Regions from separate parts of the Homo sapiens genome. Here region 2 is linked to region 1. A link is an interaction called in ENCODE POLR2A ChIA-PET data of the cell type or tissue named here. Cell type or tissue: Panc1. All regions are shown on one strand. Each heading gives the region's core, and the rest is flanking DNA. Links, peaks and the distances in the headings are about the cores only.

Region 1 (3,925 bases), core at 634-3,133:
TTAGCCAGGCGTGGTGGTGGGCACCTGTAATCCCAGCTACTCGGGAGGCTGAAGAAGGAGAATCGGTTGAACCCAGGAGGTGGAGGCTGCAGTGAACCAAGATCATGCCACTGCACTCCAGCCTGGGAGACAGAGAGACTGTCTCAAAAAAGAAAGAAAATCTACTTTCAGAGTATTTCCTTAAGCAAGAGTGAGGCTGGAGGCATGATGTTTGGAGGTACTTATCTATAGCCTTTCACAGAACGTCAAAGAAGTGTCATAAGTATTCTGAAGCTCTTCATATGCCGTGCCGCTATCAATATGGCTCATGTCTACTTTTATAACTCTGCCAAACACATTGAAAGACAATTTAACTTCCAAGTTTAAGTGTTCTAGGACAACTCCAACATCTCTTCAGAGTTGACAGTAAGCTTGGCTAATGTTAGAAACAAAAGTCCCCAGTAAGTCAGCCGTATCTGCATGGACAAAGCAGTCCTGAGTGCTGCTAAATTAACTGAGAAAACTTTTCAACACTCATGTCTTACTAAGTCTGTTTCATTCAGAACATTCCATACACATCTTTAGCAAAGCTCTTAAAACAGGGTATTTATTAAATTTCACATCTTTAATTCTGCTTAGTATCAACCTTAGCACTAAACACAGTACCCTTTGCTTAGGAGATACTCAATAATTTGTTGCTATAATTCATCAAGGTACTGGTATTTTTTTTTTTTTTTTTTTTTTTTTTTGAGACAGAGTCTCGCTCTATCGCCCAGGCACAATCTCGGCTCACTGCAAGCTCCGCTTCCCAGGCTCATGCCATTCTCCTGCCTCAGCCTCCCGAGTAGCTGGGACTACAGGCGCCCGCCACCATGCCCGGCTAATTTTTTTTGCATTTTTAGTAGAGACAGGGTTTCACCGTGTTAGCCAGGATGGTCTCAATCTCCTGACCTCACGATCCGCCCACCTCAGCCTCCCAAAGTGCTGGGATTACAGGAGTGAGCCACCGTGCCCTGCCAGGTACTGATATTCTTAAGAATTTATCAAGGCCAGGCGCAGAGGCTCATGCTTGTAATCCTAGCACTTTGGGAGGCCGAGGCAGGCGGATCATCTGAGGTCAGGAGTTTGAGACCAGCCTGGCCATTATGGTTAAACCGTCTCTACTAAAAATACAAAAATTAGCCAGACGTAGTGGCGGGCGCCTATAATTCCAGCTAGTCAGGAGGCTGAGGCAAGAGAATCGCTGGAACCCGGGAGGCGGAGGTTGCAGTGAGCTGAGATCGCACCACTGCACCCCAGCCTGGGAGACAGAGTAAGACTCCATATCAAAAAAAAAAAAAAAAAAAAAGAATTCCTCAAAATGCTACATTTGGCTGGGCACAGTAGCTGACACCTGTAATCCCAGCATTTTGGGAGGCCAAGGTGGGTGGATCACTTTAGCTCAGGAGTTTGAGATTAGCCTGGCAACATGGAAAAATCCTATTGACACACACACACACTAGCCGAGTGTGGTGGCACATGCCTGTAGTCACACACACACACACACACAAACACACACACTCTAGCCGAGTGTGGTGGCACATGCCTGTAGTCCCAGCTACTCGGGAAGCTGATGTGGGAAGATCGCTGGAGCCCAGGAGATTGAGGCTGCAATGAGCCATGATCAATCACGCCACTGCACTCCCAACCTGGCCAACAGAACAAGACTCTGTCTCAAGAAAAGAAGAAAAAAAAAGCTACTACTATCATGACATTCTCATATAACTCTATATGGCATATACTCTCTGCACGGCATTCAGATTCATGCATTTAAATAATTCTGTTTCTTTTTCTTGAGATAAGGGGTCTCATTCAGTCGCTCAGGTTTATAGTACAGTAGCGAGATCATGGCTCACTGCATCCTCAAACTCCTGAACTCAAGTCATCCTCCTGCCTGAGCCTCCTGAGTAGCTGGGACTGCAGATGTGTGCCACCACGATTGGCTAATTTAAACATTTTTGGTTTTTTTTTTGTAGACGGGGGGGTCTCACTGTGTTGCCCAGGCTGGTCTCAAACTGCTGGCTTTAAGGGCTATTCCTGCCTCAGCCTCCCAAAGTGCTGGGAATACAGATGTGAGCCAGCTAGCCTGATCTACATAATTCTATCACTATACTTCTTATGCCAATCATCACATCACATTCTATGGCTGATCTTTCATGTTCTCAACTGGATACAAATCCACAAAAGCTCACATTATTCTTTCCTGTAATTGCTGATTATGAATTATGATGAATTTCATGGTAGTTAAATCCATTTGAACACAATCTTCAGGAAAAAAAAAAGAGAGAAAGTAATTAACCAATAGATCTAACAACATCTATAGAAGACTCTACCCAACAACAGCAGAATAAAAATCTATCTCAAGCGCACAGGAGAACATTCTCAGGACAAACCAGATGGTAGGCCATAAAACAAGCCCCAATAAATCTGAAAGTATTAAAATCATACAAAGTATGTTCTACAACTACAATGAAAATAGAAATCAGCCGGGCACAGTGGCTCACACCTGTAATCCCAACACTTTGGGAGGCCGAGGCAGGCAGATTAACTGAGGCTAGGAGTTTGAGACCATCTTGGCAAATATGGTGAAACCTCGTCTCTACAAATATACAAAAAGTACTGGGGACTGGCCGGGCGCAGTGGCTCAAGCCTGTAATCCCAACACTTTGGGAGGCAGAGGCAGGTGGATCACGAGGTCAGGAGATCGAGACCATCCTGGCTAACACGGTGAAACCCTGTATCTACTAAAAATACAAAAATTTAGCCGGGCGTGGTGGTGGGCGCCTGTAGTCCCAGCTACTCGGGAGGCTGAGGCAGGAGAATGGCGTGAACCCAGGAGGCAGAGGTTGCAGTGAGCCAAGATTGCGCCACTGCACTCCAGCCTGGGCGACAGAGCAAGACTCCGTCTCAGAAAAAAAAAAAAAAAAAAAAAATTACCGGGGCCTGCATGAGCGCAGTGGCTCACGCCTGTAATCCCAGCACTTTGGGAGGCCAAGGCAGGCGGATTGGCTGAGCTCAGGAGTTTGAGACCAGCCTAGGCAACACGGTTAAACCCCATCTCTATTGAAATACAAGAAATCAGCCAGGCGTGTCGGCATGCGCCTATATAGTCCCAGCTACTTGGGAGGCTGAGGCAGGAGAATTGCTTGAACCTGGGAGGCAGACGTTGCAGTGAGCCGAGATTGTGCCACTGCACTCCAGCCTGGGTGACAGACAGAGACTCTGTCTCAAAAAAAAAAAAAAAAAAAAAAATTTTTTAACCCGACCTGGTGGCATGCTCCTGTAATCCCAGCTACTCAGGAGGCTGAGGCAAGAAAATCTCTTGAATGCGGGAGGTGGAGGCTGCAGTGAGCTGAGACTGCACTGCTGCATTTCAGCCTGGGCAACAGAGGGAGACTCTGTTTCAAAAAAAAAAAAAAAAGATTAGTGAAGCATGAACTTCTACTGATTGTCTTGCACATAGACATTTTTAGCCTGTATAACATAATTTGTAACCAACGATTATAACTTACATATTGTACCATCCAATGAAAAGACAACTCTGGTATGAGGAGGAGTACCCTTCCTTCTTTTAAACTTTCCTAAAAACCTTTCACAGGCCAGGCAAGGTGGCTTACACCTGTAATCTGTAATCCCAGCACTTTGGGAGGCCAAGGTGAGAGGATCCCTTAATCCCAGAAGTTTGAGACAAGCCTGGGCAACATAATGAGACTCCATCCCTACAAAACAAAACAAAACAAACAAACAAACAAAAACTAGTTGGGCATGGTGGTGGATACCTGTAGTTCCAGAGACTAGGGTGGGAGGATCAACTGAGCCTGGAATGTTGGGGCTGTACTGAGCCATGATTGTACCTCTGCACTCCAGCCTGGGTAAGAGAGCCAGACCCTGTCTCAAAAACATAAAG
Region 2 (3,219 bases), core at 705-3,204, 330 kb after region 1:
AAAGTAAGTGATGGCAGACCTCCTAGATGAAAAAGGCACATGTGGAGTGCATGGGTCCTGCTGGCTGAGCCCAGAAGGTGTCCAGGCTGCCCCCAACCCTGGCCCCGTGTCATCACCCGGCGATGCTCTGAGCCTCTCAGCAGGGCCTGTGTGCTGAGCAGACCTGCTGGGTTCACGGCGCTCGTCTGCTGCTTTTGCCCTCGGAGACTTGTTTGCTACATTGTGCCCCCCTTTCCTCCCCGCCAATTGCAGAGCCTTGGGGGGCTTTGTCCGTTTTGGGTCATGGGGGCCCTTTGTAGCCTGAAGGGAGGGAAATAGTTCCCTAAGAGAGTGCCAGGCCCAGCTTGCGCTGCTCGGTGAGTGTCTTGGCCTCCAGAGCTGCCCTCAGTGGCTCGCCTGGGTGCTACCTATTAGGTCCCACGTTAGGGCCCTGAGCACCACTTGTTCCCTGGCAGTGTGGTCTGGGTTCTTCAGGGAGCATCAGTTTGGCTGGGAGACCAAACTGTTATCTCTGGGCCTTGTTCCCTTTGTGACCAGTCTCAGAGCCGGGCATCAGGACACCAGCTCCTCCCACTTCTGGCTCGGCCTGACCATCCTCAAGCAGCTGCGGCCTCCAGACCGCTTCCCTCACCCCAAGCAGAGGGGCTGTGGGGCCTGGGCATGCTGGTGGCCCTCTGGAGGTGCTGGCTGCTGGGCCAGGAACGTGGGAGCTGGTGCAAGGGGATAGTTGGGGTTTCTCATTCTTAACCCTTGATTGAATCTCCCTTCTCTCTCTTTCCCTCTCCCTTCCAAACCCCAGGCTTGTTGCAGGGACGTGTCTGCAGCGCCTGGGGACCGGAGCTGTCCTTCCCCTGTGCGGGCGGGCACCGCCTCCTCCTGGGTGTGAGGAGGAGGGGCCTGGCCAAACGGTTCTGGGCATGTGAGGTGGGGCGGTGGGCGGGGGGTGCCGGGCATGTGCAGAGACCTGGTGATGCCGGGAGGGATACAGTACTGTTTGGAAAGTTCTTTTAAGAGTGAAAAGCCCCTTTGGGTTCTTCTTAGACATCTCGCCCTACCCCAGATGGGCAGAGCAGAGTTCATTTCCAATGCCTCTTTTGTGTAGTGCCAAGCTCCTGTCCCCCAGGAGCTGACGGATGGCAAAAAGCTGTGGACACCCAGCTTTGCCTGGTCTTATTCTCTTCCCTCTCCCTCTCCAGATTGAGTTTGTGACGGGCACCAAAAAAGGCACCACGACCAACGCCACGTCCACCACCACTACCACTGCCAGCACAGCTGTTGCAGGTAGATTGCAGAGCTGCCCTGCCTCCTGCCACACACATGGAGCCAGGGTCTCCCTGGCTTGTTTGGGCGACAGACAGCACGTGGATCTGGGCCTGGGCTCAGCCTTGCTACTTTGAGAAGCACCTTTGGAGTCTGGGGTGGGCCACTTCGGGGTCTGCTCCCTAGACTCCCGCTGGCCTGCAGGGGGAAGGGAAAGAGGGCACCGCTCATTGGTGGATCGTGATCCTGATTTCTGCTTTATCTCCAGATGCTCAGAAGAGAAAGAGCAAGTGGGATTCGGCTATCCCAGTGACAACGATAGCCCAGCCCACCATCCTCACCACCACAGCCACCCTGCCAGCTGTTGTCACGGTCACCACCAGCGCCAGCGGCTCCAAGACCACCGTCATCTCTGCTGTGGGCACCATTGTGAAGAAGGCCAAGCAGTGACCTGAGGGGCCACCCTAGGACTTGAAAGGACCGTGCAGCCCAGTGACCACTGCCCAGTGGGAGGCGCCACTTTGTATATTTCAGGACTGGGACCTACTCCCCAGATGCCACCTGAGAGGAGCTTCTGTTTGGCATTCCAGATGGAAGGACAGGCAGCACGGGAGCCAGGCGCTGTGGACAGGGTCTGTCCACGCACCACCTGGGGTCTGCCGCCTATTAAAAGTGCCGTATTCTTACCTCTTGGCATCTCAGATGCACTGGCCTCTCCTGCATTCTGTTTGCAGGCAAATGCTTCAGCTCACATGTCCCCCAAGACTCAATAGTCTTGGTTGGGACTATTGCCTCAGGGTTGACAACAGGGTGATGGAGGCCTGGGACGCTGTTCAGAGGGGTGACCCAAGAAGTCACCGTTGTTATCCGTGTATGCCTCTGGGCATGGACAGGCGGGAGTCCCCGAGCCCCACGTATGCCCCATCTGCCGCCTTGATCCCAAAACCCAGCCAGTTCTCGGGTGATGGTGGAGCTGTGCTCCCTTGAGTGCACTTGAGCACTCCCCAGACCAGATCACTTTTTGGACACACCCAGGAAGGCTTTTGAAGTCAAGCCAGTTTCCAGAAGGGCTGGGGTGAGATCCTGACCTGTGCAGAGAGTGGGGAGGCGTCAGCGCCTGGCCAGGGCTGCCCCAGTCCTTTGGTGCCCGGTGAGCGCAGCCAGCAGGAGCTGAGCAGCGGGGGAGATGAATCACCTCCTGCCTTGGCGAGGCGGCAGCTCATTGTTTACAGGCAAGCCCTGCTCCTGGGAGGGCTCCTGCCACCCCACCCTTCCTCTGTGTGTTATCTCTGCCCCACAGCAGCCCCTGGGCAGCACCAGTGGCCACTGGGCTCCCCCCGGGGTTGAAACGGGTTTCCCAGACCAGGGGTTCAGAGGAGACTATTTACCCTTCATGATCTTTGGCGATTCTCCACTGGAGCGGAAGGGCTGTGTGTCAAAAGAAGGAAGCCAGGCTGTGAAGGGCCGTGTTGCTTTCAGTGGGTGGGCAGAGGTTTAGAAAGGTGGTTCTGAAATGGCACCTGGTACTCTTGTGGGACCTGGGGAATATAAGGAACTCTGTGCATGAGGTTTCAAAAATAAAAATTGAGTCCACTCTCCCCGTACACACACACTCGGGCACTTCAGGAGGTCAGTTCTCACCCCTTCCTCGATGGGGCTTTAAAGCTCTGGGGAGAAGAGCTGCTCCCCACTCATGCCCCAGAGGGACTGTGAAAAGGCTTCCTGTGACCTCCGATGGCGGCCCCTCATTGGCCAAGGGCACTGTGGATGTTTTGTGGGAGGCAGCATGGCACCGTGGAAAGGGCAGTAGACGTGGAGCCGGCACCTCTGGTCTGGATTCCACTTAAAACCAGTTGAGTGGTCTCAAGCCCTTAACCTCTGTAAGCCTGTTTCTTCTCTGAAATCACAGTAATAAAGCGTCGTAAGATGGTTGGGAAGAACCAGAGGTGACTTATGCAA

The links. ChIA-PET counts read pairs that join two places held together with the same protein. Peaks named below come from ENCODE experiments on the same cell type or tissue, not always from the same donor. Only the 100,000 strongest peaks of a DNase experiment are listed, where the experiment ranks them.
Region 2: POLR2A ChIA-PET joins it to region 1 with 5 read pairs; 2 of 35 experiments call an interaction of 5 or more read pairs at or near these places.

What each region holds. Positions count from the first base shown.
Region 1 is chr17:75,373,098-75,377,022 of GRCh38, forward strand. All of the region lies in intron 2 of GRB2 (growth factor receptor bound protein 2), which reads right to left. Among named protein-coding and RNA genes, the nearest start is that of GRB2, 31 kb to the right of the region's middle. In Panc1, for the core only: no CTCF peak of the experiment used is centred there; no DNase peak of the experiment used is centred there.
Region 2 is chr17:75,704,812-75,708,030 of GRCh38, forward strand. It overlaps SAP30BP (SAP30 binding protein), which reads left to right. Exons shown (of 11, transcript NM_013260.8): 9 at 1-3; 10 at 1,197-1,281; 11 at 1,529-3,219. The coding sequence ends at 1,710. Among named protein-coding and RNA genes, the nearest start is that of ITGB4, 15 kb to the right of the region's middle. RefSeq lists an enhancer at 1,580-2,779. In Panc1, for the core only: no CTCF peak of the experiment used is centred there; no DNase peak of the experiment used is centred there; H3K27ac peaks cover 1,660 bases.